Regions from separate parts of the Homo sapiens genome. Here all the other regions are linked to region 1. Evidence: read pairs that join two places in POLR2A ChIA-PET (ENCODE). Cell type or tissue: PC-9. All regions are shown on one strand. Each heading gives the region's core, and the rest is flanking DNA. Links, peaks and the distances in the headings are about the cores only. Region 1 overlaps ANKFY1 (ankyrin repeat and FYVE domain containing 1). Region 2 overlaps SPNS3 (SPNS lysolipid transporter 3, sphingosine-1-phosphate (putative)). Region 3 overlaps UBE2G1 (ubiquitin conjugating enzyme E2 G1).

What was found. Peaks named below come from ENCODE experiments on the same cell type or tissue, not always from the same donor. Only the 100,000 strongest peaks of a DNase experiment are listed, where the experiment ranks them.
Region 2: POLR2A ChIA-PET joins it to region 1 with 13 read pairs; 3 of 35 experiments call an interaction of 5 or more read pairs at or near these places.
Region 3: POLR2A ChIA-PET joins it to region 1 with 11 read pairs; 7 of 35 experiments call an interaction of 5 or more read pairs at or near these places.

What each region holds. Positions count from the first base shown.
Region 1 is chr17:4,244,341-4,252,340 of GRCh38, forward strand. All of the region lies in intron 1 of ANKFY1 (ankyrin repeat and FYVE domain containing 1), which reads right to left. Among named protein-coding and RNA genes, the nearest start is that of ANKFY1, 16 kb to the right of the region's middle. In PC-9, for the core only: a CTCF peak has its summit at 5,224; a DNase peak (open chromatin) is centred at 3,711; H3K4me3 peaks cover 569 bases; H3K27ac peaks cover 2,838 bases.
Region 2 is chr17:4,439,171-4,449,661 of GRCh38, forward strand. It overlaps SPNS3 (SPNS lysolipid transporter 3, sphingosine-1-phosphate (putative)), which reads left to right. Exons shown (of 12, transcript NM_182538.5): 2 at 488-553; 3 at 5,862-5,998; 4 at 6,878-7,029; 5 at 7,726-7,792; 6 at 8,985-9,133; 7 at 10,065-10,217. Among named protein-coding and RNA genes, the nearest start is that of SPNS3, 10 kb to the left of the region's middle. RefSeq lists enhancers at 219-719, 9,014-9,514. In PC-9, for the core only: no CTCF peak of the experiment used is centred there; a DNase peak (open chromatin) is centred at 5,751.
Region 3 is chr17:4,324,718-4,335,208 of GRCh38, forward strand. The region is part of intron 1 of UBE2G1 (ubiquitin conjugating enzyme E2 G1); the gene reads right to left. Among named protein-coding and RNA genes, the nearest start is that of UBE2G1, 37 kb to the right of the region's middle. RefSeq lists an enhancer at 8,439-9,352. In PC-9, for the core only: no CTCF peak of the experiment used is centred there; DNase peaks (open chromatin) are centred at 3,164, 5,324 and 8,184; H3K4me3 peaks cover 529 bases; H3K27ac peaks cover 5,933 bases.

The DNA.
Region 1 (8,000 bases), core at 1-8,000:
CTATAAAGCAAGTTAATGGAAAAGGTCAGGAAAGGCTTCCCTGAGGAAGCCGTCATGAAACTTCTCCTTCACCTGAGCTCTGGAGTCTTGAGAAGGGATGAGATAGGGGGTTTATGCAACCATGCAAACTGGCAGCTTTATCAATCAAGGTCTCTACGGCTCCACACTGCTGCTACAATCATCCTCCGGGCCTTGGTCCCTTCACCCCTCCCTCTTCCACATCACAGACATTCCAAATCTTGACACTGCCCTCAAGCCCATCTCCCATCCAACCTGCCTCATTCCATGCCAACACCCTGAGAAAACTGAGCTACTGCCAATAACTCCCACCATCCCAGCAATGATTCCCATCTCCCCTTTGCTTCCTCAGAAAGGGTATCTCCTTCCTACCCAAGTTTAATCCCCCATGTGCTCCCTAAATCTGATCGCTCTCCTCGATCCTCAGGACCTTTCTTTATCATCAACCACCCCATCTCCGAACTCCAGTCTCTCTTTCACCTGGGTCCTGCTAGTCAGCATACGAGCCAGTTTAAGTCTCTTATCTATTAAAGCATCCCACTTCCACATCACATCTGAAATCCTCAGCCCCGCCATCTCTAGCTACCATACACCACTGTCTCACCTGCCATTCCCTCTTCTGTCCCCACCATCCCCTTGAAACTCCTCTCACCTATGACCCTCTAGTTGCCAAGTCCAATGGACTCCTGCCAGTGGTTCTCCTCCTAGACCTCTGACACCACATTGCACTGTTGTCCATCCCTTCTCTTACTCCAGCAACCACAATACCATCCTCTGATTCTGGTTCTCTGTCTCTTTCACGTGCTTCCCTGCATCCTTTCCCAATCTTTTCTTTTTCTTTTTAAAGAAATAGGGTCTCTGTCACTCAGCCTGGAGCGCAGTGGCACAATCCTAGCTCATCACAGCCTCAAACTCCTGAACTCAAACTCCTGAAACTCCTGAACTCAAGTGATCTTCCCACCTCAGCCTCGAGAGTAGCTAGGACTACAGGTGCTTACCACCATGCCTGGCTACATTTTAAACTTTCTGTAGAGATGGGGTATCACTATGTTGCCAGGCCTGGTCTCAAACTCCTGGGCTCAAGTGATCCTCCTGACAGCCTCCCTAGTACCTGGGACCACAAGTGTGTGCCATCACACCTGGCTATAAATTTTTAAGTTTTTTGGAGAGATGGGCCTTGCTATGTTGCCAGGGCTACGTTGTCTTGCACTCCCAGGCTCAAGCGACCCACCTGCCTCTGCCTCCAGAGTAGCTAGGACCAGAGGTGTCCATACTTGGGAGGCTGAGGCAGGAGGATCCCCTTGAGCCTAGGAGGTTCAGGCTGCAAAGAGCCGAGATTGTGCCACTGTACTCCAGCCTGGACAACAGAGCAAGACCCTGTCTCAAAAAAAAAAAAAAAAAAACAACCAGCCAGGTCTGGTGGCTCATGCCTGTAATCCCAGCACTTTGGGAGGCTGAGGCGGGCAGATCATGAGGTCAGTTCAAGATCAGTCTGGCCAATATGGTGAAACCCCATCTCTACTAAAAATACAAAAATTATCTGGGTGTGGTGGCACACAACTGTAGTCCCAGCCACTCAGGAGGCTGAGGCAGAAGAATCGCTGGAACCCAGGAGGTGAAGGTTGCAGTGAGCCAAGATCGTGCCACTGCACTCCAGCCTGGGTGACAGAGGACAGTCCGTCTCAAAAAACAAACAACAACAACAAAAAACAACCAAAGAAAAAAAATTATGAGTAATAGAGAAGACAGGCAATTAAGCCAACGCAGTAAACCCTGAGAGCACTCTGATAGGGGATACAAATGGAGTGTGGCAGGAGACCTCCTGGTTTAAGCTAGTGTAAAGAAAATGTTCCAGAAAAGTAGTATCTTACTTCAAAAGATTTAAATAAAGCCTGTATTTGTTTGTAGCATACTGGACCCAGAAAATGCAAGAGAAGGTTTCGATCTTTTATTTTCTTGGTCAGATTCTCCTTTTAAGCTTGTATCAGTCAACAGATTTGTCAAACAGACAAAGTACATAAACACAGTATATTTCTCTACGAGAAATACAAATAATTATGAGCCCAAGCCTCGCCCTCTCCTCCAAGAGTTCACTGACAATAGTATCAGCCACTCACCAGATGCTATGCAAGTCAGCTGAAAAGGATGGCTATAGTATATACCACATCTTGCTAGTTCAACCTGGTGGCTACAAAATTATATCCCACTTGCCAAGAGACAGCCCCCAAGTTTCCACAGTGGTAACCTTTTCTTCCATAAGCAACCTGAACCCTCTAACCTTGGTTTCAATCACACCATATTCTAGCCAACCTAAATCTTTTGCTCCTCAAGACCTCCAACCCAGCATGACTATAGCTGGCTGGGGAATTTCCATTTCCATTTCACTTAAACTGTTGATCTGCAAATATTTATGCATTAAGCATTTTGGCAGATTAGGAGGTGCCTCTTTTAAGAGTTAAAAGGGCAATCTAGGCTGGGTGTGGTGTTTCACACCTGTAATCCCAGCACTTTGTGGGTCCCAGGCAGGAGGATCTCTAAAGCCCATGAGTTTGAGACCAGCCTGGGCAACATGGTGAAACCCCGTCTCTACAAAAAAATACAAAAATGAGCCAGGGGTGGTAGTGGGCACCGGTAGTCCCAGCTACTCAGGAGGCTGAGGCAGAAGGCTCGCTTGAGCCTGGTAGGACGTAGAGGTTGTGGTGAGCTGAGATCGCACCACTGACTCCAGCCTGGGTGACAGAGAGAGACCCTGTCTTAAAAAAAAAAAAGAGAGAAAAAGAAAAAGAAAAAAAAATGACTGCAAAGTTGCTGATTCCTCTATCTAAGCCTTCAAATGGAGGAGATCCTGAAAGCTCTGTTTCAGCCATCTTCCCCCTCTCTGCTCTCTAGGAAACCATACACATTTCCTTAAATATCAGTTATACACATAAATTCCAAAATCTACAGCAACAGCCCCAGTCTCTCTACAGAATTCCTGATTCAAATATGTAGCAGCTGCCTGGACAATGACACAAGATATAAACTACCAAGGTAATGAGCAGAGAAGAAGCTAGATAAAAGGAGGGCTTTAGCATGATTTGGGGCTCTTAGTCACAAAATTACAGATGCTCCCCCACCCGGCAGCTTTTGTCGGGGGAAACCCAAAGGATCACTAATGCACTCAGGCAGCTTATGAGCACTTACCAGCGCTACTTCAATTGCCATACCATTTCACAGTATAATGGAGGAGTGCTTATGGCTGAGACATTACCAGCCCGTGGGGAATACTGTCTGCTTACAAACAGCAATGCAAATGTGTCCTTGAAGTGTCACCAAGCTGTACAGTTCTTACAAGAAAAAGTACAACATTATTCTGAGCAAAATGGAGAGAGAATTTACAGTGTGCAGGTTCTAGGGCCAGACTGACTGGGATCAAGCCCAGCCCCACTACTGCCTAGTTTTGATACACCTTAGGCAGGTGACTCATTCTCTTCACCTGCAAGGATGTTGTAAACACTGAAAGTACTAATACATGTAATAACCTTAGAATACAACCTGCTCTGCAGTAGGTGGTCAAAATATATTAGCTATTATTACAATTCTTAGAAAGGCAACCCGGGGTAGTCAGTCCTGTGTTGCAAGATTCTCCCTGCACACTGATAGCCCAGAGCTCGCATTCCAGAGTCTCACTGACTGGGTTTGACCCCAGCTTACCCATTTACTAGCTGTGTGACCTTGGGCAAGTTACTTACTTCCTCTCTGTGCTTCAGTCTTCTCACATGGAAAATGAGACTAATGATACTATCTTAGAGCAGGTGTCCCCGACCTCCAGGCCGTGGACGGGTACTAGTTTGTGGCATGTTAGGAACTGGGCCACACCCAGCAGGAGGTGAGCTGCGGGCGAGTCAGCATGACCACCTGAGCTCCGCCTCCTGTGAGATCAGCAGCAGCATTAGATTCTCACAGGAGCGTGAACCCTCCTGTGAACCGCGCATGCGAGGGATCTAGGTTGCATGCTCCTTATGAGACTCCAGTGCCTGATGATCTGAGGTGGAACAGTTTCATCCTGAAACTACTCCCTTCCCTACCCCATCTATGGACAAACTGTCTTCCACGAAACCAGTCTCTGGTGCCAAAAAGATTGGGGACCACTGTCAGAGAAGTACGTGTAAAGTCATTAGGATAGGTTAAATCACTCGGAACAGTGTCTGGTTTAGTAAGGCTTACCGCTGCTGCTACTCCTCTGCCTACTTATTCTTCATCAAGTGACCAGTTTTCAGCCGTGGTTTTTTCTTTGTCCCCTTCCAACTTTCATTTGAAAAGCAAGCCTAGAAATTTAATTAGCCGGGCATGGTGGCGCATGCCTGTAGTCCCAGAGATGATGCCACTGCATTCCAGCCTGGGTGACAGAGCAAGACTCTGTCTCAAAAAAGGAGAGGAGAGAGGAGAGGAGAGCAAACCTAGAAATTTAAATAATAGATAAAACCTAGAGTTTCACCAAAAAAGCTACGCTAAGTATCAGTGAAGAATGCCAGAAACTTCCAATTTTCTCATATTTCTTTCCAAATAATACCTATCTGTTCTCCATGAGTGCAGTCTATGATCAGACTTTCAATAAGTATTCTTTCTGATAGTTCATCACTCTTGAGTTAACAAAACATGCTTAAGACAAAAAAATCTTCATTCATTACAAATAGCCTAAAATAAAGAGTGCAATGTCTACTGCAAAAAAGTAGTTAATCAGCAAATTACCTCTTCAGAAGTTATATGGCACAGTCAGAAGAGAAACCAAGAATGATTTTTAGAACACTCTTCCTTCTAGGTCAGGAGTTGGCATACTTTCCGTACAGGGCCACATAGCAAATATTTTAGGCTTTGGGAGCCATACAGTCTCTGGGGCACTACTCAACTCTGCCAGTTGGAACACAAAAGTACAAATTAATGAATGTGGCTGTTTCCCTAAAAATACTTTATTTATGAACACTGAAAATGGAATTTCATATAATTTTCACATCATGATACATTGTTTTGATTTTTCTTCAACCAGGTTAAAATATTTAAAATATAGTTAATATTTATAAGTTATTTTTATATGTTACATCTATAACATATAAATAAATTCTTAGCTTAAGGACTGCATAAAAACAAGTCGACAGGTCTCAGGTCAGATTTGGCTGAGAGGCCATACAAGCCCTGTCCCCCTGCTGGTGATTTTAAAGAATTAGAACGTTAAAATGACAGCCAGAGCCAAATGAAAAGGGAAGAAAGCAGTTTATCTATCTGGAACACCTAGAATTCTGTAACCTCTCACTTCTTACCAAACTCTAATCCACAACAGCAGCCACTGCATCTTCAAGATATGCCTGTCTCCAAGCTTACCTCCTCACCCTCAGAAACAGGCTCACAGTAATGCCTCCCACCCCTAGACAAACATCTCTTCTCCACAGTTATGCTCTTGACTGCGCAGTCTATCATACACTTTGCCTTCTCCACCCATTTCTTAAGAGTCCTCTTTGGTCACTACTTCCTGCCTTACCTCCCTAACCTTCTGAAACTTGGCTTCAACCCACATCACTCTACTAAATAGTCACAATGATCAAATCACCCACTTTGATGACCTTTTCCTTATTCTTCAAGCTCCTCAACCTCTCTGTAGCCTCCGACTCTCAACCACCCCATTCTTAAAACTCTTGTTTTGGCTTCCTAACTCTGTACTCTAGCTTTCTTCCTAACCTTGTTACAGACCCTTCACCTCCTATTCTGACTACCCACTTTCTAAAACGGCACAGTGCTGCAAGGTGCAGACCTACATCTGAACTTTTTCTAAATTTTCTTCCCTGAACATGGTCTCATGCATACCCATACTTTACTGTCACTGCTATAAAAATGGACCCAAATCTCTCTTTCCTTCAACAGCTCCTGCTGAAAGAATGACTGACTGCTACTATAAACTCGACAAGTCCAAAATCAAACTTCATATCTTCCTCAAATCAAAGTCTTCTTCCTACTTCATTTCATGTTATCAAAGCTCTAGGTTACCAATGTACGGGCTATGATAATGCATTTTTAATAGTATACCAAACATACAAAATATTTAGAGATAAACTTAACAAAATGTGCAATGCATGCACACTGAAACTATAAAAACACTGCTGACAGAAATGAAAGGCAACCTAAATAAACAGAGAGTTATATACTACGCTCATGGATTGGAAGGCTCAATAGCTCAATATTGTTAAGATGTCAGGTCTCTCCAAATTGGTCTATAGATCCAATACCTTCCCAATAAAAATCCCAGCAAACTGTGTTTGTAGAATTTGAAAGAATGATTCTAATTTTTTTTTCTTAGAAACAGGGTCTCCCTCTGTCACCCAGGCTGGGGTGCAGTGTCCTGATCATAACTCACTGCAGCCTCGAACTCCTAGGCTCAAACAGCTAGAACTACAGGTGAGCACCACCACATCTGGCCAATTTTTTTGTAGAGACAGGGTCTCAGTATGGCGCCCAAGCTGGTCTTGAACTCCTGGCCTCAAGGGATCCTCCCACTTTGGTCTTTTAAACTGCTGGGATTACATGCATGCATAACCACAGACAGCTGATTCTAAAATTTGGGTGGAAATGCAAAGTTCCTAGAATAGCCAAAAAAATTCTGGGCAGGGGAAAGAAAAAGGTTTAGCATTTACCTGACTCAAGGCTGTGTATAAAGCTACAGTAAATAGGACAGCATCAAACTGGCATCAAGATAGATATCCAGAGCAATGGAAAATAACAGAATCCAGGAATAGACTTTGACTTATACAAATGATCTGACAATGGTGTGAAGGCATTTCAATGAGGAAAGAACAATGGGACCAGAACAATTGGAGATCCATATGAAAACGCAAATCCCTATTCCTAGACACCACTACATATAAAAACTAACTCAAAATCACATATCTAAACGTAAGGGTTAAAACTGTAGCCCTTCTAGAGTCAGATGAAGTCCCAGCTACTCAGGAGGCTGGGGAGGAAGGATCACTTGAGCTCAGGAGTTTGAGGCTATAAAGCACTATGATCACATCTGTGAATAGCCACTGCACTCCAGCCTGGGAAACCCCATCTTCCTGTCTCTTTAAAAACAAAAACAAAAAGAAAACAATTTTTAAAAATGAGCTTCAAATCATTGACAGGTAAAATTTTTAAAAATTAAATAAAAATTAAAAAAAAAAAAAACAAAAACTACAGAACTTCCAGACTAAAACATAGCAAAAATCTTAGTGACCTCAGATTAAACAAAGATAAACTGTTAAAAAAAAATTACAGAAGAAACATGGCTAAATTTGACTTTACCAAATTTTAAAAACTGTTCTTGAAAAGTCATAAAAAAATAAAAAGGCAAGCCACAGACTGGGAGAAAATATGTGCAAAACATCCAACAAAAAACGCCTCATTCCCAGCCTGTAATCCCAGCACTTTGGGAGGCCAAGGTGGATGGATCACTTGAGGTCAGGAGTTTGAGACCAGCCTGGCCAACATGGCAAAACCCCGTCTCTACAAAAACACAAAAATTAGCTGGGTGCAGTGGCGTGCGCCTGTAGTCCCAGCTACTAGGGAGGATGAGGCAGGGGAATCACTTGAATCCGGGAGACAGAGGTTGCAGTGAGCTGAGATCATACCACTGCACTCAACCCTGGGCAACAGAACGAGACTCCGTCTTAAAAAAAAAAAAAAAAAAAGACTTGTATACAGATTATATTAAGAACTCTTACAGCTCAATAAGACAACCCGATAAAAAAGAGCAAAAAAACTGGAGAGTTCACCAAACAAGATAAATGTACAGTAAATAAGCACATGAAAAGATGTGCATCATTAGTAATTAAGATGCAAATTGAAATCACAATGAAATACCACTACACACCTACTAGTATGGCTAAAATTAAAAAGTTATGGCAAAGATCTGGAGAACTAGGCCAAGCGCAGTGGTTCACACCTATAATCCCAAAAGTTTGGAAGGCTGAGGCGGG
Region 2 (10,491 bases), core at 1,367-9,366, 200 kb after region 1:
TGGAGTGCAATGGCGCGATCTCGGCTCACTGCAACCTCCACCTCCCAGGCTCAAGCAATTCTCCTGCCTCAGCCTCCCGAGTAGCTGGGATTACAGGCGCCCGCCACCACGTCCGGCTAATTTTTTGTACTTTTAGTAGAGACGGGGTTTCACCACGTTGACCATGGCTGGTCTCAAGCTCCTGACCTCAGGTGATCCGCCAGCCTTGGCCTCCCAAACTGCTGAGATTACAGGCGTGAGCCACCGTGCCCAGCCAAGGGATGCTTGTTTCTTTGAGTGTTTGAAATGCACACGTTTCTCTGTGTGCCTGCTCTTGTGTGTGTGGTTGTACAGCTGTATGGGAGAGAGGGGGAGAGAACAGTGGGCTTGGGTGCCATGCCCTGTGCTGTGCTGGTCAGCTGTGGCCCTGTGCCAAACCTGGAGCAGCTGCCTTTAGAGGCCAGGAGGGCTACTTCCCGTTTCCTGAGCACTGTCCCTCTGTCTGCAGGAGTGCTGCTGGATATACAGGAGGTTTTCCAGATCAGTGACAACCATGCTGGTTTGCTTCAGACTGGTAAGGAGGAGCCCTGGCTCTGGAGCCGGGGCCCTGGGTTCATGCTGGGGTGGGCTCTTTCTGTGGGTCATGTTCTGTGCCCAGCTCCAGCCCCACTGGGTCCCCTGGCACAGAGGGTGGGTGGGGTATGGGCCTGAGGGACAGTCTAGGCAGGAGCAGGAGAGAGCCTGGGCTGGAACAGCCATGGTAGTTTGAGTGTAGGGTGCCGCGGGAGAGCAGGGGGAGGTGGGGCTGGGAGAGGTCCCTCAGCCTCAGGTCCTCGCTGTGGAGCTGGCCATTCCTTCCCTTCGTGTTGGTGAGGCTCAGCGGTGCACCAGAGGCTTGCTGGGCTTTGAGAAATCCTGATGTGTGCTTTCCTCTCACAGAACTGAAAAATCTGACTACTGGGACACACAAAGTCAAACAGACAGACACAGACAGGCACATCCCCCCACATGGGCTCAGATGGACTCTGGGCCCACAGACAGCCTGACACCCAGCAGCAGGGAGCAGCCACACGTCCCATCGCAACATCAGAGCGGTTGGGGTCATGAGGCGTTAGCTTTTCCCTTGTGGGTGCCTGGATGGTGACACACACCCACAGTGTGCATATCCACACACCCACATGTGCACACACATGGTCACAACACGTGATACGCCTGTGCACACACCCAGGCTGTAACCAGCAGGCACCGAGGGTCCTCACAGTCCATCATCTCAGGGCTTTAGAACATGGCTCTTAAACCGGGGTACAGGGATCCCTGGGGATACACAGTCACTTTCCAGGGGTTACATGAACACAGAGAGTTTTGAGAGACTGATTTATTTCTAGATTCTCAAGCCTGTATGTTTTTTTCCTAAAATGACCTGCCTGAGGGGGAGCCTGTGGTCGGCCTGTGGTTCTCCTTCCTCTCCTTCCATTGTACAATTCCCTGTCTACCATGGTAAACAGAAAGGGACTCCTCTCCGCATCCTGGATGTGCTGCTCCTGGGTGTAAAAACCTCTGGGGTATCAAACAGAGGCCCCTGCGTGGATGCTCGGCTTTTCCCAGGGGGACCTTGGGAGCAAAGCAGAGAGCATCAAGAGAAACGTGCTGGGGAGATTTGCCCCAGGCTACAAGCGCAGGCAAGGAGCCAAGCCTTATCTAGCTGTTCCCGTGTGCAGTGTCTACTATTTATCTACAAATTAGAATTCAAAGTGAGATAGCGGTCTCAGGGATGCATGTCAACACATTTCTTTCAATGAAAGAAAATGAAGCCAACATTTTTCTTATAATCAGTTTGACGTCTAATTGCTTTGGCAAAAGAGGACAGGCATTATTACTTAGATTCTACTGTAGACATTTCCCATAAACTGAATAAACTCAACCCTGTAGCTCCAAGAGTTTGGATGAAAATACAGTTTAAAAAAATACACAACAACGCTGGAAATCCCATCCTTGGCAACGATTCAAACTTGGGATAAGAACATTTTAATGTTAGCTGAAAATGTGTGGAGGAGTACATAGTTCTAGAAACTTCTTTAAGAGTGACATGAGAGCCAGGTGCAGTGGCTCACGCCTGTAATCCCAGCTCTTAGGGAGGCAGAGGCGGGAGAATAGCTTGAGCCCAGGAGTTCGAGACCTGCTTGGGCAATATAGTGAGACCCTATTCTCCACAGAAAGGAAAAAAAAAAGACAAAAGAGTTACGTGAGCAACAGTTAGAAGATCATGGCTTTAGAACATGCATGGTTTCCAATTGCCCCTCAATCTTGTGGCCAAGAGACAGCAGCTGATGCTGATCTTCCAGCCATATCTGTGGCCAAAGTGAGACCATCTTGGTTCAACACCCACAACCTTCTCGATTAAATAGATAATGGTGGTTTAGTCAACATTTCCCTTCACTGGTTCTTTTTTTTTCCTTTTTTTCTTGAGACGGAGTTTTGCTCTTATTGCTCAGGCTGGAGTGCAATGGCATGATCTCGGCTCACTGCAACCTCTGACTCCTGGGTTCAAGTGATTCTCCTGCCTCAGCCTCCCAAGTAGCTGGAATTACAGGCACCTGCCATCATGCCAGGCTGATTTTTGTACTTTTAATAGAGATGGTGGGGGTGTGTTGGGGGGGGTCTCACCATGTTGGCCAGGCTGGTCTCGAACTCCTGACCTCAAGTGGTCCACCAGCCTTGACCTCCCAAAGTGTTGAGATTACAGACGTGAGCCACCACACTGGCCCTTACCATAGTATGGTTCTTACCGTAGTGGTCAAGATTATTACTACAAGTCCTGGGCCACGGAGGGAGAAGTGTGTGTGTGTGTGTGTGTGTGTGTGTGTGTGTTTGGCAGTAGGTGAAGAGAAAGGTCATCTTTGCAGAAGCAGCTCAAAAATTTCATGAAAGGACAGTGGGCTTAGAGGCCTGATGACCAGGCTGGTCTCTGGTGGCCTCAGGTGAGTCTCTTTACCTTTTCCGGTTACCGTGCTATGGCCCTAGACCCAGCCTGTTGTCTGTCCACAGGGCTGCTGAGAAGAGGAAACTGATGACTGAGAGAGAGGGTGTTGAAGAGATAGAGGGGTTGGGCTGGGCACGGTGGCTCACGCCTGTAATCCCAGCACTTTGGGAGGCTGGGTGGATCACCTGAGGTCGGGAGTTTGAGACCAGCCTGGCCAACATGGTGAAACCTCGTCTCTACTAAAAATACAAAAATTAGCCAGGTGTGGTGGCAGGTGCCTGGAATCCCAGCTACTTGGGAGGCTGAGGCAGGAGAATCACTTGAACCCAGAAGGCAGGGGTTGCAGTGAGCTGAGATCGTGCCACTGCACTCCAGACTGGGCCACAGAGCAAGACTGTCTCAAAAAAAAAACAAAAAAAGAGAAGAGGAGTGGAAAGTGAGAAGAGGCAGTGGTCAGGCTCCCTCCAGCCACCCATGGGATAGAGAAGCTGCTGGAGTGAGTTCATTAATTAATAATATTTAAAACTAACACTGACTTGGCCCTTACCACATGTCAGGCACGATTCTAAGTGCTTTAAATATCAACTTATTTAATCTTCACGACAATCCCACCAGGCAGGTTTTACTATTATGTCCATTTTACAGATGATGAAACTGAGGCTCAGAGAAGTTATGAGACTTGCTGAAGCTGGGATTTGAATCCAGGAAGTGTGCCTCCAGAGTCTGTCTTTTAACTCTGGGAGCATTCATTTCACCCACTGTGTCACAGAAATGATTTGAATTAGGAGACCTTGGGAATGAGGAGTGTCTGTTTTCCCCTTGGGAAGGGCATCTGCAGATTCACAGAGCGTCTGCAGGTTTAAGGCACTTAAAACAGCCTGCAAGTGATCCCTGCATGTGAGGAATATGAGGATATATACATATTTGTTGTTGTTTGTTTGCTTTTTGTTTTTTTTTTTGAGAGAGACTCTCGCTCTGTCACACAGGCTGGAGTGCAGTGGTGCGATCTCAGCTCACTGCAACCTCCACCTCCCAGGTTCAAGCAATTCTTCTCCCTCAGCCTCCCCAGTAGCTGGGATTACAGGCGCCCGCCACCATGCTCAGCTAACTTCTGTATTTTTAGTAGAGATGGGATTTTACCATGTTGGCCCGGCTGGTCTCGAACTCCTGACCTCGGGTGATCCACCGGCCTTGGCTTCCCAAAGTGCTGGGATTACAGGCGTGAGCCACCGCGTCCAGCTGGGAAATAGTTTTATAACTTTTGGATAAAGAAGATATGCATAAACAAGATATGAAATAACACTTGCCCCTCCAGAAGGTTAATAAATTTGACTACAAAGCTAAACACTTCCGTATGATGGTGATTGAAATTATGCAATCAGTAATAATAATAGATAACATTTATTGGACATTTACATGAAGCTATGCAGATAACTTTTATGTGCTTTATTTTACTTAATTCTCTCAGTAACCAAACAAGGGAATAGCACTGTTGATGAAAGGGGAACACGAAGAGTTAAGGAATCTACCAAAGGTCACATAGCTAGAAAGTGGTGAGCCAGGATTTAAACCCAGCCAACTTAGTCCCAGAAGTTGCGTTTCTAATTCTTAAAACAAATATAAAAGACTATGGGAACTTATTTCCAAAACATATTAACAAACAACAGCCCAATAGAAAAATGGACAGTGGGCCGGGCACAGTGGCCCACGCCTGTAACCCCAGCACTTTAGGAGGCCGAGGTGGGCGGATCCCTTGAGCCCAGGAGTTCGAGACCAGCCTGCACAAGATGGTGAAACCCCGTCTGTGCAAAAACTACAAAAATTAGCCAGGTGTGGTGGTACTTGCCTGTAGTCTCAACTACTCTGGAGGCTGAGATGGGAGGATGGCTTGAGGCCAGGAGGCAGAGGCTGCAGGGAGCTGAGATTGAACCACTGCACTCCAGCCTGGGTGACAGAGCGAGACTTTGTCTCAAAAAGTAAAATAAAAGTATAAATGCAGCTGTGTCCAGGGAACATTTTACCTATGTAGGAAAACCAACTTTTTCCTGGCTTCCTGGAATCATCACTAGTTCACAGTCAATATGCTTATTCTTTTTTTTTTTTGAGACCAAGTCTTGCTCTGTCGCCCAGGCTGGAGTGCAGTGGCGTGATCCCGGCTCACTGCAACCTCCGCCTCCCAGGTTCAAACGATTCTTGTGCCTCATCCTCTCGAGTAGCTGGGAGTACAGATGCCCACCATCACACCTGGCTAATTTTTTTGTATTTTTTTTTTTAGTAGAGATGGGGTTTCACTATGTTGCCCAGGCTGGTCTTAAACTCCTGAGCTCAGGCAATCTGCCCGCCTCAGCCTCCCAAAGTGCTGGGATTACAGGCGTGAGCCACCGCGCCCGGCCCAGTGTGCTCATTCTAAAGCGTCCTCATCTGCTGCTCAGAGTAGGCCCAGGCTGACTTCCCTCTTTCCCTGCTCCCCGTTGCCCCAGTAGGTGCATGAATGAAAAATCAGACCTGTCCCCATATCCAGGCTCACGGGGGTCATGTGTGTTTGTAAAGCCGGGAAACTGGCATCTGCTCCATGCCTGACGCTCCGCATTCAGTTCCCATCTCACCTTCACCATCCTGGGAGAGGATGGTGACCTCTCCAGTGTTGGGGTGACACTCAGAGCAAGCGGCAGAGCTGGGCTTTGGGTTTGGGGCCAGATTGAGGCCTCCACACTCTGGGCTGCGGCTGCATGTTGGCCACGCACTGTGAGGTTCACCTTATCTTTTCTTCCTCATACCCTGGGCCCACTGCCAAGATGCCAGCTTGTGGCATCTGAGTCAGGCTCCTTCCCTGGGCCTGCTGGGCCATCTGCCCTGCCACGGTCGTGGGGGGATCCAGGCTGCCCCTGTGTGTCTCCTTCAGTCTTCGTTAGCTGCCTGCTGCTGTCTGCACCTGTGTTTGGCTACCTGGGCGACCGACATAGCCGCAAGGCTACCATGAGCTTCGGTATCTTGCTGTGGTCAGGAGCTGGCCTCTCTAGCTCCTTCATCTCCCCCCGGGTACGTGTCCATGCCCCTGTCCAGGCCCCTGAGGCCCCTTCCCCACCTGCTTCCTCCCTGATTCAGCCCCGTCAGAGCTGCGTGGGGACAATTCTGCTCCATTCCTGGCTGTGACTGGATCAGGGATTGCACTGAGGGCTGGGAGAGAAGGTGAGAGCACAGTCTCCAGTCTCCAGCCTGAGTCTGCACAGGGCAGAGCTGGTGGACTTTTTTTTTTTTTTTTTGAGACAGAATTTCGCTCTTGTTGCCCAGGCTGGAGTGCAATGGCGTGATCTCGACTCACTGCAAACTCTGCCTCCCGAGTTCAAGCAATTCTCCTGTCTCAGCCTCCAGAGTAGCTGGGATACCAGGCGCGTGCCACCACGCCCAGCTAATTTTTGTATTTTTTAGTAGAGACAGGGTTTCACCATGTGGGCCAGGCTGGTCTCGAACTCCCAGCCTCAGGTGATCCACCCACCTCGGCCTCCTAAAGTGCTGGGATTACAGGCGTGAGCCACCATGCCTGGCCAAGCCAGTGGACTTTCTTAACAGGAGGCCCCCTCTCTCCTACCTCTCACTGCCGCACCAGCTTCATTTCTGCCCGACTCTGCTGGGGGTGGGGCTGGGGGTAACAGCTGCTGTCTTGGGGAACTGGCCTGGTTAGCAATGGTGGGACCCAGGAAAAGGGCTCCCCTGGGCAGGGGGGCAGGTGGTGGCTGCAGGGGACACACGTTTGACTTTGGGAACCTGGAGTGGAGAGGTGTCTGTAGCCCCGATCCCCTCTCCCTACTCTGGGGTCCTGTGTCATGAGGTCCCCTTGGCTCCTCCGACAAACCCTCGGGTCCCTGGCCCTATGGGTGATTTCTGGAACTCACCGTGGTCTTGTGCCTGCTCGCCCAGTATTCTTGGCTCTTCTTCCTGTCCCGGGGCATCGTGGGCACTGGCTCGGCCAGCTACTCCACCATCGCGCCCACCGTCCTGGGCGACCTCTTCGTGAGGGACCAGCGCACCCGCGTGCTGGCTGTCTTCTACATCTTTATCCCCGTTGGAAGGTTGGTATCACCCGTGGGTCTACTTCCCCAGGTGGTAAACTGAGGCCCAAAGGAGTCAGAACAGGGGCTGGACCTGGGTAGGAGAGGTCAAACCAGGAGGGCTGGGATTTGAGTCCCAATGCTACCCCTCCCTCACCATGTGAGTCTACCTCTCCTAGCCTCAGTTTCCTCATCTGTAAACGGGGGCAGTGACACCAGCTGATGGGCTTGGGGAGGAATAGAGGTGATGAGGATGTGCCGTATAGATTCACACACTCGGCAGTGTGGCCCACCCAGGGAAGGGCCGGCTATGGGAGGTAAGGTGAGGAAGCGTGTTAGGGCCAGGCCCTGCACCCCACAACAGGCTAGGCCAGAGCAGGATTTGCAATCAGGACCCTGGCCTCTGACCCAGGTTTCCTGAACTTGCCTGACTCAAGCAGGGCCCAGCCTTGGGCAGGAGGGTGTAGGGTATGTGTTTCCATAGGTGGAGAGAGTGGCGCTGGGGGTGGGCCAGGAGCCAGAGGTCACTGGTGACCTGACCGAGGGCAGTGGACATCTGGGCCTCACGTGGCTTACTTTCCTCAGTGAAACAGGTCTGAGCCTGCAGAGAGCCAGCTCCCTGGGGCGTGGGGGGGGCACCCTGGGTCAGGCTGGTGGTGGGGTCTGCCTTCCGCCTCCCTCCCCTCACAGCCCATCGCCCCTGCCCCTTTGTTGCAGTGGTCTGGGCTACGTGCTGGGGTCGGCTGTGACGATGCTGACTGGGAACTGGCGCTGGGCCCTCCGAGTGAGTCCAGCTTCCTTTTCTTCCCTCTGCTTTCCCTCTGGACCGGCAGGGACTTTCCAGCCTTGGGTGACCTTAGCCACTTGGCGTAGCACCCGGCGCCATTAGGGGGACGGGGGGTGGTGGTCAGGCATCGGCAGCTTTGGACATGTGGGGCCTCATAGGGAGCATGGGGTGTGGAAGTGGTGGCCGTGGGCTCAAAAGCTGGCTGCTTAGTTTACCAGCTGTGTGATCTCAAGCAGATCACCTTCTTCTTCAGAGCCTCAGTTTGCCTGTCGGTAAAGCGGGGGTACTAAATGCTACCTAAGGCATCTTGAGGATCAGTGAGATGAGAGATGGAAGTTCCAAGCCGCAGGGTCAGGGTGTAGAGTAGGCCCTTGAGGACTGGCAGCTAGGCTTGCTCAGCAGTTCAGCAGAATGCTCAAGAAGATGCCGGGCAGGCCCCGCTGGGGCTCCAGCCCTTGTGTTTCCAACGTGGGCATGGAGAGGGACCATTCTGAAGAGGAAGGAACTCCATAGTGGAGGGTGCTGAGCTCAGCCCTGGGAGTGCAGCTTGGTGGGAATGCAGGCTGCGCGCAGACCACTGTGGAGCCAGCCCAGTGCCGGGGAGCTGGCGTGTGAAGTGCTGAAGCCAGATTTGGAATTTTGGGGGTGGGGTGGGCTTCAAGGAGGCAGGTCTGACCTGGCTTGAATAAACCTTCTCATGGTCTCAGCTGTTTGAAGGCTGCCCCAAGGTGGGTAGTGAGATCCCCGTCCTTGGGGTTTGAGCAGAGGGGCCGCTAGGAGAGGATGCCAGGGCAGGACTGTGTGGCAGATGGAGGCCTGGGCCAGGGAAAGATCAGCTCTAGGACAGCAAGTACTCAGGAGGCAGGGCCAGTGTAGCGAGGGTCCCTGTTCTCAACCGTCTCAGGCCCACTGACCTCAAAAGACTGGTGTCTGTACTGGAAAGACGGGAATTACATGAAGTCCCAAAGAGTCTCCACTCCCTGGAAAGGCTGCAGTGGTGAGGGCTGAGAAACAGTGGTACATCCTGCTCTGTGGATACCAGCATCCAGGAATCAGGTCACCCCCACTACCCCCAGGGCTTGGAAACCAGAGGTCAGCCACTGGCTGATACTGTGGCCAGTTGCCCCCGGGGGTCCCTTGGGCTGTGATAATATGCGGCCCTGAGCTTCCTGGGCCCTCCTGTCCCCAGGTCATGCCCTGCCTGGAGGCCGTGGCCTTGATCCTGCTTATCCTGCTGGTTCCAGACCCACCCCGGGGAGCTGCCGAGACACAGGGGGAGGGGGCCGTGGGAGGCTTCAGGAGCAGCTGGTGTGAGGACGTCAGATACCTGGGGAAAAAGTGAGTATCCCTGCTACCCCCTGCAAGGCACAGAAAAGCCCGTTTGTCTGCCCCAGCATCATTGACCCCCTCTCTCCACCTCCAGGGAGCCCTCCCTGGTTGTCCCAGTGTTCACAGCCCTCCTCTTCCTCTGAGATCGCACTTACCAACTGAAGTGCCTCTCCCTCCCTTAGGGCTCAGCCTCCATCACCTTGCCATGTGACAGAAATATGGACAGAGTGGGAGGGAGATGGCGTGAGCCCCAGCCTTCCCTCTGCCCTGCCCATAAGTGGCTCCAGCACTCAGAGCCTCAACGTCCTTTGTATTCAATGGATGGAATTCTCCAGCCTTGCCCCCTTCTCCGGGTTGCTGGGAGGATGCTGGGAATTCATCACTCACCTCTCCAAGCCTCATGGCGTGCATGATCCTCTGTGCCAGCCATGCTGGGGGAGGCAGGCAGGAGTCAATTGCTGGTCCCAGGCCTCATGATTCACTGCAAGGCAGGGCATGGACAGGATTCAATTCTGTTACTGAGCTGTGAAACTGGTCGGGAGGACTCAGAGGAAGACAGGGCAGGCAGGGACAGCTTCCTGGAGAATGTGATGCTGGATGGGGGCCTCCCAGGATGGGGAGATTTGGTCCTGCAGAGAGGAGGGAGGAGGAGGCAAGGTGTGTGAGTTGGGGGGGTCTCAGAAATGTTGGGGAGGCTGGAGCTCAGGGTGCTGCCAGGAAGGATCTGGAGGCTGGAGCTTGGGGTAACCTGAGTGTCTTCTTCTTCGGAGCCTCAGTTTGCCTATCTGTAAAGAGGGGGTAGCAAATGCTACCTATGGAATCTTGAAGGTAATGAGACAAGATGGGAAAGTTCCTAGACTGCCCAGGAGTGGGGAGGAGTGGACAGGCCCCTTCAGCCCCAGCCCTCTCCCAACTCCAGCTGGGGCACCTCGTCTTGCAGCTGGAGTTTCGTGTGGTCGACCCTCGGAGTGACCGCCATGGCCTTTGTGACTGGAGCCCTGGGGTTCTGGGCCCCCAAGTTTCTGCTCGAGGCACGCGTGGTTCACGGGCTGCAGCCTCCCTGCTTCCAGGAGCCGTGCAGCAACCCCGACAGGTGAGGGCATCCGGGGGCCCTGGGCACCTGGCCCGGCTCGGGGGCTCTTGCTGAGGAAGTTCTGAGGTTCTGAGCTCCAAAATTCAGTTTCTTGGGGTGGGGCATTTGGTGCTGTGTGAAGACAGTGGAGCTCAGGACCCAGATGGCAGCAGGAGGCCTGGCTCTGGCTCTGGCTGAGCCTCTGCCACTCTGGGTGGCCATGGCCAACTCTCTTGTCCTCTCTGGGCTGAATTCCCCATATCTCCACTCTTGGGGCTGCTGTGGGCTCCAGAAG
Region 3 (10,491 bases), core at 1,013-9,012, 81 kb after region 1:
AGTTAAATGATTTCTTGAGAAAATAATTAGAAAAATCCACAATGTTGAATAGGATACTCTATTTAACAACTAGTTTAAGGCCGGGCGCGGTGGCTCACGCCCGTAATCCCAGCATTTTGGGAGGCCAAGATGGGCGGATCACGAGGTCAGGAGATCGAGACCATCCTGGCTAACACAGTGAAACCACGTCTCTACTGAAAATACAAAAAATTAGCCGGGCGTGGTGGCAGGCTTCTGTAGTCCCAGCTACTCGGGAGGCTGAGGCAGGAGAACGGCGTGAACCCAGGAGGCAAAGCTTGCAGTGAGCCAAGATCGCGCCACTGCACTCCAGCCTGGGGGACAGAGCGAGACTCCGTCTCAAAAAAACCAACCAAACAAACAAAAAAAACAAAAAACAAAAAAAAAAAGTAGTTTAAAATCTTCAAAAATTCAATCTGAAGAGGATTCTTAGGGCCATCAAAGTATTCTGTATGATACTATAATGGTAAGATACACGTCAAATATTTCTCTAAACCCATAGAATGTACAATACCAAAAGTGAACCCTGATATAAATGATGGGATTGTGGGTGATGACGTGTCAATGTAGTCCATCAGTCATAACTCTATTTCAGTAGTTTTAAAACTTCAACCAACTATTTCTTCACCTGCTAGCAGTTACATGGTTTTTGTTTTTAAATAACTCTTAAAATTGTACATATTTACATTGCATGTATCACACATATGTACACTATTCTGTATAAGTGAATATATGAAAGAGACATATGCTGGAAAGACAAAAGTAAAATAAAGAGAGCTTAAGAGACTTCTAAACAACTGAATCTTTTCCTCAAACACAAAAAAATCCACCCAAAGCAATTTACAAATACAATGTAATCCCTGTATCAAAATCCCAACAACTTTTGGAAAACCCATCCTAAAATTCACACCCCAAATTGCCGAAACATTCTTGAAAACAAGAACAAAGTTGGAGAACTCACATGTCCTGATTCCAAGGCTTACTACAAAACGACAATAATCAAAACACTGTGGTATTGGCAAAAAGACAGACATAATATACACCAATGAAACAAAATAAGAGCCTAGAAATAAAACCCTTGCATATATGGCCAACTGATTTTCAACAAGGTTGACTAGACCGCTCAATGAGGAAAGAAAATCTTTCAATAAACAACACTAGGGAAACTGGGTATCCATAAGCAAAAGAATGAAGGTGGATTCTTTCCTTACATGATATGCAAAAAATAACTCTAAATGAACTGAAAACTTAAACGTAAGAGCTAAAACTTTAAAACTCTCAGGCGAAAAAATAAGAGAAAATCTTCAAGACATTGGATTTAGCAACAAACTCTTGGACATGACACCAAGAGCAATAGAGACAAAAGAAAAAATAAATGATCTGGATCAAAATTTAAAACTTTAGTTCATCAAAAGCAACCCCCAAAAAAATGGGAAAAATATTGTAAATCACCTATCTGATAAAGGATTAATATCCAGAATACAAAAAGAACTCATACAACTCAATAACAACAAGAAAACCAATGCAAAAATGGGCAAATGACTTGAATAGGCATTTCTCCAAAGATAAAAAGATGTCTGGTCAACAAGCACAATGCAAAGATGCTCAATATCACTAATAATAGAAGAAATTCAAAACCACAATGAGATACCACTTCACACCAATTAGAATTGCTATTAAACACACACACAGAAAATGACAAGTGTTGACAAGAATGTAGAGAAATTAGAACCCCATGCATTGCTAATGGGAATGTAAGAGGATGCAACCATTGTGAAAGGCGGCATGGCATGTCCTCAAAATATTAAACTTAGAATTACCATATGATCCAGCAATTTCACTTCTGGTTATATATGCAAAAGAATTAAAGCAGGGGGTCAAACAGATGTTTGTACACCAATGTTCAAAGCAGCATTATTCACAACAGTCAAAACGTGGAAACAACCCAATTGTCAACCAACAGATGAATGGATAAACAAAATGTGCAGTATATACATACAACAGGATGTTACTCAGCTTTAAAAAGGAATGAAATTATGATACATTCTACAACATGAATGAACTTGAAAATATTATGCCAAGTGCAATAAGCCAGATACAAAAGGATAAATATTGTATGAGTCCACTTACATGAAAATACCTTGCAGCCAGGTGCAGTGGCTCACACCTGTAATCCCAGCACTTGGGAGGCCAAGGTGGGCAGATCACCTGAGGTCAGGAGTTTGAAACCAGCCAGGCCAACATGGCAAAACCACGTCTCTACTAAAATACAAAAATTGGCCAGGCACGGTGGCTCACGCCTGTAATCCCAGTACTTTGGGAGGCCGAGGCAGGTGGATCACCTGAGTTCAGAAGTTCGAGGCCAGCCTGACCAACATGGCAAAACCCCGTCTCTACCAAAAATACAAAATTAGCCAGGCATGGTGGCTCATGCCTGTTAATCCCAGCTACTCGGGAGGCTGAGGCAGGAAGAATCGCTTCAACCTGGGAGGCAGAGGTTGCAGTGAGCCGAGATCGCGCCACTGCACTCCAGCCTGGGTGACAGAGCAAGACTCTGTCTCAAAAAAAATACAAAAATACAAAAATAGCCGTAGTGGCGTAGTGGCGGGCACCCCTAATCCAGCTACTTGGGAGGCCGAGGCAGGAGATTCGCTTGGAACCGGGAAGCAGAGGTTGTACTGAGCCAAGATCACACCACTGCACCCCAGCCTGGGCAACAGAGCGAGACTGTCACAAATAAAAGAAACAGAAAAAGAAAAGAAAATACCTTGAGAAGTCAAACTCAGAGAGAGAAAATAGAATGGGGGTTGCCAGGGGCTCAGGATAAAGAGGGATGAGGAGTTACCGGTTTGTGTGTTTGTTTATTAAGACTTAGTTAAGTACAGTAGTGAGAAGGGGGAAGAGTAGAATGGAGTAGTTAAAAAGTCCAATATACATATCAGAAGTGTGGGACACATCAAATGGAAGCCAAGCATATTCCTACCTCCTTGTGTGGCAGGTCCTAAAATACAGACGGACTGTGTCATTACTCTGAATCACCCTCAAGCCTTCGACGTGGCCCACACCCAAAGACAGCACCATTAATAACCTATCACGTACTTAGGATTCCTCCCAATACAGTACTCAGCAGCCACACCCGCCAAATAAATCCATGATGAGACATCTGCCATCCTTGCCTTAACATAAGTGACCTCTGAGAACAAATCTGCCCTTCTCTTCCTTCTGCAGGAACCCTTTCTCCTTTCCTTTGTGTAGAGCTTCTCCTGTGAAAGGCCCATTTTGGCCCATGTGCAGTGCAAGTAGACCGATACTCTCAGTCTCACTGTTAAAGAAAGAGAGCAGAAATAACTCCGAATGGATCACCAAAATTTCTTAGTTTTGGAAAGAATATCAAATTCCACCAAGTTGCAAGTCATCATTTCAGAGAATGGAAACTCAAAGCCTTGACTAGAATGATGGTTAATCTGGTTCTCCCAGCTGAGAACCCATATATTAAGCTAAACTAGTCTGGCTTTATTTAAAAACTAAGTAAACAAAATGAGAAATGCTTTTCACAAGTTAATTTTTAAAGTAAATGTACAAGGTGTATATTGTTTTATGTTGTCCAAAATATCAACATACTGGTTTTGCAAAAGCCCTTTACTACCGTATGCATACAAAAAAAGTTCTTCCCTTGGGTGATTTAATAGACCTAGTAAATGTCAGATAACTTAAATATTTTCGCCAGCAAGAGATACAGTAAAGTCTATGATTTTGATCTGAATTCAGTGCCCTGTACCCTGACTACTGCAGAGGAGAAGGCGATAAAATAAGAGGATGCTGTCATGCTTGCTCCTTAGCTTCTTTTGCATTCCTCTACATCTTATTCCATTTACAAGTTTATCTGTGTGAGGTACCAAGAACCCATAAAACAACCCTGAAGTTATTTATACATTTATTCAAACTTATAAAAGAAACCTAAGCACGTAGAAAATTGGAATGTAGCTAAGTTTTTTTCAAAAACAAATTAGGAAATTATTGACTGCCACTTGATGGGCTTCTGTGCTGCACTAACAACATGACAATGGTGGGCGGGGCGCGGTGGCTCACGCCTGTAATCCCCGCACTTTGGGAGGCCGGGGCGGGCAGATCACGAGGTCAGGAGATCAAGACCATCCTGGCTAACATGGTGAAACTCCGTCTCTACTAAAAATACAAAGAATTAGCCAAGGATACAAAAAATTAGCCAGGCGTGGTGGCGGACGCCTGTAGTCCCAGCTACTCAGGAGGCTGAGGCAGGAGAATGGCGTGAACCCGGGAGGTGGAGCTTCAGTGAGCAGAGATCGCGCCATGCACTCCAGCCTGGGTGACAGAGAGAGACTCCGTCTCAAAAAGAAAAAAAAAAAAAAAAAAAAAAGACACTTCTGTAATCCTAGCACTTTGGAAGGCCGAGGCAGGCGGATTGCCTGAGCTCAGGAGTTCAAGACCAGCCTGGGCAACATGGTGAAACCCCGTCTCTACAAAAATACAAAAAATGAGTCAGGCGTGGTGGAGTGTGCCTGTAGTCTCAGCTACTCCAGAGGCTGAGGCAGGAGAACTGCTTGAACCTGGGAGGCGGAGGTTGCAGTGAGCAGAGATCGCACCATTGCACTCCAGCCTGGGTGACAGAGCGAGATTCTGTCTCAAAAAAAAAATTAGCCGGGCATGGTGGCATGTGTCTGTGGTCTCAACTACTGGGGAGGCTGAGGCAGGAGGATCGCTTGATCCCAGGAGGTAGAGGTTGCAGTGAGCTGAGATGGCACCACTGCACTCCAGCCTGGGTGAATGAGACTCTGTCTCAAAAAAAAAAAAGAGACTGAGACTCTTCTTTCCACTATTAAACAACTTCTTAGAAGACACTATTTCCATAATTTAAGGACTTTAATATATTTAAAATGTAAGACATTTTTGTGGTTGGTTAAGGATTTCAACCATGACTGAAATCAGGGTTGTCTTCAAAATAATACTGATGTATTTTTTGTAACCAATTCATAAACCATCTCTCTCTTTCCAGTATAACTTTTTCTTACTATCCTGACTAGTCCATTGCCATTAGGCTTTTTTAAAGGTATGCTTTTTTTTTTTAGATTTATAGTAACGTCAGTAAGGTTCTCTTAGACTAAAACTAAATAAGGACTAAACTATCACCAGTAGCAGTTCCTAATCGAATTAAGCCAAACAGTGAGAAATTCCCTGATGACAATTCATGACTCACCAGGAGAAAGCTTAAGTATCGTGCTCTTTGAGTGGAAAGACTAGCTTAGCTAGACTACCCAGAGCCATGAGTTATTGCATCTACAAAGTTTTACACGTATGACGTAAAAGACTAGTTTAGCTAGACCACCCAGAGCCATGAGTCATGCATCTACGAAGTTTTACATGTATGAAGTACATTCATGGAAGTGTCTAACAATTTAACACCATCTATAGTATGGGGCAACAGGAGACATGGGGACAGCAACAATCGAAAATCTAAATGATCCACAGATTTTTAACACAAGCCAAAGCCTAATTGTTTCTAAATCAACTGCCGCCAAGTTTCTCCCAGGCACTTTTCCATACGCCACTCCAAATTCAAAGCTATCTTCACATTTTGCATACTCTTATTTGATTTTAGGAATGGGAAACATTACTCTAAGTGTCAAAAAATAAATAAATGGGAAAGCCTACTTAGCTGGATGATTTTAAAAAAATAAAATTTCAGCCAGTCGCGGTGGCTCATGCCTGTAATCCCAGCACTTTGGGAGGCCAAGGTGGGCGGATCACCTGAGGTCAGGAGTTCGAGGCTAACCTGACCAACATGGAGAAACCCTGTCTCTAGTAAAAATACAAAATTAGCCAGGCATGGTGGCACATGCCTGTAATCCCAGCTGCTTGGGAGGCTGAGGCAGGAGAATTGCTTGAACCCAGGAGGCGGAGGTTGCGGTGAGCCAAGATCGCACCATTGCGCTCCAGCCTGGACAACAAGAGTGAAACTCCATCTCAAATAAATAAAATATATTTTATTTATTTATTTATTAATTAGAGACGGGGTTTCACCATGTTGGCCAGGCTGGTTTCAAACTCCTGACCTCAACAGATCTACCCACCTTGGCCTCCCAAAGTGCTGGGATTACAGGCATGATGAGCCACTGTGCCCTGGCCAGAAAAATAAAATTTCTAAATGCCAAAATAGCCATAAAAAATTAAAAGGCAAATAATTACTCTTATAAACCTTTAAAACCACACACACACACACACACACACACACACACATTCCAAACTGTCAAGGTGTTCACCTTTCTTGGGAATTTTTAAAATAATTTTCTTTTTACCTAGCAGAATCAAACATTTTTTAAAGTTCCTGGTGGTATGAAGAACACAATAAAAAGTGGCACTTTGATACAGTTAATAGTGGAAATACAAATTAGCAAAGCCTTTCTAGAAGGCAATCAGTAATATTTATGAAGAACCTCAAAAATATTTATTTTCCTTAACTAAGAAATGACCAGAAATTTATCCGAAGAGAAATAATCAAGGATTATGTATAAATGTTTTCATAAGGAAAATCCACAGAAGCACTAATTATAATTTAAGTGGTTTACAACTATAATTTGAAAACCCAGAAGTCAAGATGTGGGGAATATGATAGTAGCAGCATATGAAGGAATGCTATGCATCTATTTAAAATACTTTACAAGAATATTTCAGGACATGGGGAAATATTTACAATTTTTAAAAGATAAGATATTCTGAATATATCTAACTCTTAAAACACATACACTACACACTTTTGACAACAAAAAGCTTTGGCCTAATCGTGTCTTCTAGTTCAAGGTGTCAGTGCGGGCACATGTGCTTATCTCCTCTTCCCTCCTAAGAAGTTAAATAAATTTTTCTAAAGAAATTAAAAAATAACTTTTTAATTTAAAGTATATTAAAAAGACCAGGTGGATTGCCCATGGCTCTGAAAGATGAAAACGGATGGAAGAACGTGAACTGAGTAAGCAGAGTGGAGGGAGCAGAGAGCAGAATACTCACAGAGGAGCTGCAGCGAAGGAGGAAGGCTAATCTTCTGGGCAGAACCCCAGAGAGGCGCCAGTTCAGTGACCGTCGTACGAGGGAGATCAGTAGTGAGAAGTGGGACTGAAAACATCTGTCATAGCAAGAAGTCAACAGAGAATGTCTAAAGTTGATAAACCAAAACATAAACACTATAAATATATTATTTAGAAGCATGGAGTTAAGCCCCCAGGAGATCTGAACCTAAAAGGTTTTAAAAAGCAGTTGCCTCTGGGGAATTCTTCATTATCCTTCACTGAATGCATTGTTCACTATTAGGCCTCTTGAATCACTGGTATTTGATTATTTGGGTTTTTTAAAGCTAAGTATATATACATATACATAATGTTGATTTTTAAGTTTTTATTCTTTTTTTATTTTACATTGTGTTCACTTTGCTTTCATACACAAACCTCAATTTTACTTCTTGTCCACTAAGTCAGAGGCTATATTCTATTTGGCAGTGTTTTTCAACCGTAAGTCACACAGTCATGAAATAGATCTAGTGGAACATAACCAGCACTCATTTTTCCTAACAGAAACAAAAAATAAAATAGGGTTATTGTTGGTGAAGCTTTCATTTCAGCCACAAATGTTTAATAAAAATGCATGTGCTGGGGTACTATGGAAAATACCTTCCCTATTGTATCTACTCTCAACCCAGCAGGCAGAAGTAATCCTGGAAAAATGTGAGTCACATCATGTCACTATACCAACAGCTTCCCATTCTCACTCAGAGCAATGGCCTGTGTGATGGCCTATAGGGTCCTTCAGAATTAACCAGCATCTCTCTCCAACCTTCAGCTAACCGCTCTGCCACCGCAGGGGCTTTAACCAGCATCTCTCTCCAACCTTCAGCTAAGTGCTGTGCCACCTCCCTCCAGCGTTCAGGGGCTTTAACCAGCATCTCTCTCCAACCTTCAGCTAACCGCTCTGCCACCTCCCTCCAGCGTTCAGGTCAGCCCCATTTCAGGGCCCTTGTGCTTGCCTCACCTAACCTCTGCATGATTCACTCATTCACCTGAGTTCCTCGGTCCACTGTCACCCTATTTTTAATGAAACCCCACCCCCTTACACACTCCTTATTTTATCCTCTTTCCCTGTTCTAGTTTCCACACAGCACTCTACACTTTCTATTAATTCTTCTCTCCCCTACCCTAACTACAAAGCAAGCTCTATAAGAACAAGGGTTTTTGTTTATTTACTGATATAGCCCCAGGACCTGTGACAGTCTCTGGCAGTAAATATTTGCCCAAGAAATGAATTACTTAAAAATATGTATCACTTTAGGAAAAAGCCATGTTATTGGCAATGAAACACAACAATTCTTAAGTTTGGAACACAAGAAATTTGGGTAGGAATTTTGATGGTTGAGGATAAGCTACAATTCAGACGCCAGACCGTAAATTCCACCTATCGCAATATTGAGTAAGTTGCTGGCATACTCTAAATGTGCAAGTCTACTGAAATGACCTTCGTTCACATCAAAAGTAATGTAAAGAATGTGTGTATCTCAGCCATCATTTTAAAAGAAGAGAAGAAAAAAACTTACGGGCGAAGCTGTTCCCTAAACAGCTAAAATATGTAAAATGTAAAAGACGGGCCGGGCACGGTGGCTCTGTCTGTGATCCCAGCACTTGGGAGGTCGAGGCAGGCAGATCACCTGAGGTCAGAAATTCGACACCAGCCTGGCCAACATGGAGAAACCCCATCTCTACTAAAAATACAAAAATTAGCTGGGCGCTGGCCAGGTGTGGTGGCTCACACCTGTAATCCCAGCACTTTGGGAGGCTGAGGCGGGTGGATCACAGGGTCAGGAGATCGAGACCATCCTGTCTAACACAGTGAAACCCCGTCTCTACTAAAAATACAAAAAATTAGATGGGTGTGGTGGCACGCACCTGTAGTCCCAGCTACTGGGGAGGCTGAGGCAGGGGAATCTCGAACCCAGGAGGCAGAGGTTGCAGTGAGCCGAGATTGCACCACTGCACTCCAGCCTGGGTGACACAGTGAGACTCCGTCTCAAAAAAAAAAAGTAAAAGACTTACACCTTTTGCCTAATTCGCAGTCAAAGTCTCACTCTTAGTAACCACAAGTTGTACACGTTCACAGTTTTCACTATTCCCTTCAACCCTGAATGAAGACCAGGGGGCTTATCACTGATCACCTTCATTTCCTCAGAAGAAAACAAAGACTGGCATTCAGGAGAAAATCACATAGCAGGTCTTGAATTGTGGCACGTGAATGGCAGAACATGTCAGTTATAATTTCCATGGTTTTTTTTTTTTGACAGGGTCTCACTCTGTTGCCCAGGCTGGAGTGCAATGGCATGATCATGGCTCACTGCAGCCTAGGCTCCTAGGCTCAAGCCATCCACCTGCTTTGGCCTTCTAAAGTGCTGGGATTACAGGCATAAGCCACCATGCAAGGTACATTTCCATTATATTTTTCTAGCACATTTTGTAATTCACTGAATGAAAAAAAAAAATCTTTGGGAAAAAGTCATTGAACACTTCTCCCTCATAAACAAAAAAACACATGGCAAAATCAGATTTCTACTGTGTACAAAAGTTTATCCAACTGTAAAAAATAGTATCTCTAAGCCTGCTTTTCTATATTTCATGCCATTAATAAAACACAAGACTTGATAAAACCATTTTACTCATCACTTCTTAGAGAGTAAATTTTAATATTAGTCACTTGTAACTGGTTTTAACCCATCTTCTCAAAAACAATGTGGTTTTACCTGTTTGTTTGTTTGTTTTTGAGAGGGAGTCTCTGTCGCCCAAGCTGGAGTGCAGTGGCACAATCTCAGCTCACTGCAACTTCTGCCTCCCCAGTTCAAACGGATTCTCCTGCCTCAGCCTCCCGAGTAGCTAGGATTACAGGCGCCCACCAACACGCCGGGCTAATTTTTGTATTTTTAGTAGAGACAGCTTTCACCATGTTGGCCAGGCTGGTCTCAAACTCCTGACCTCAACTGATCCACCCGCCTCAGCATCCCAAAGTGCTGGGATTACAGGTGGTTTTACCTGTTTTTACTGTTAAGTAAAAGTTTTTTTTAAAAGAGGAAATAAATGAGACAAGTTGAAAGAGCAACTCACAGACATAAATATATAAAATTGAATGAAGTACTGAAGCCACTGGCAAAATGAAAACCCCATCATATATAGGAAGTAGTCAACCTGATACTGATGAAAACAAACATGATATCAAACAAAATCTCAAGAAAATCACATCGAGCACAGCAGAAAAGAACAAAGGAAGCATTTAGAAAAGTAATGAAATGGAAGACAGGAAATGAAGATAAACAATCATAAAACTGATGTTTCTTGAGTAAAGAAAAATAAAAATGAATGCATATTAAAAGGTGTATAAGAAAATATTCCTGAATCTGCAGTTTGAATGGCTTAC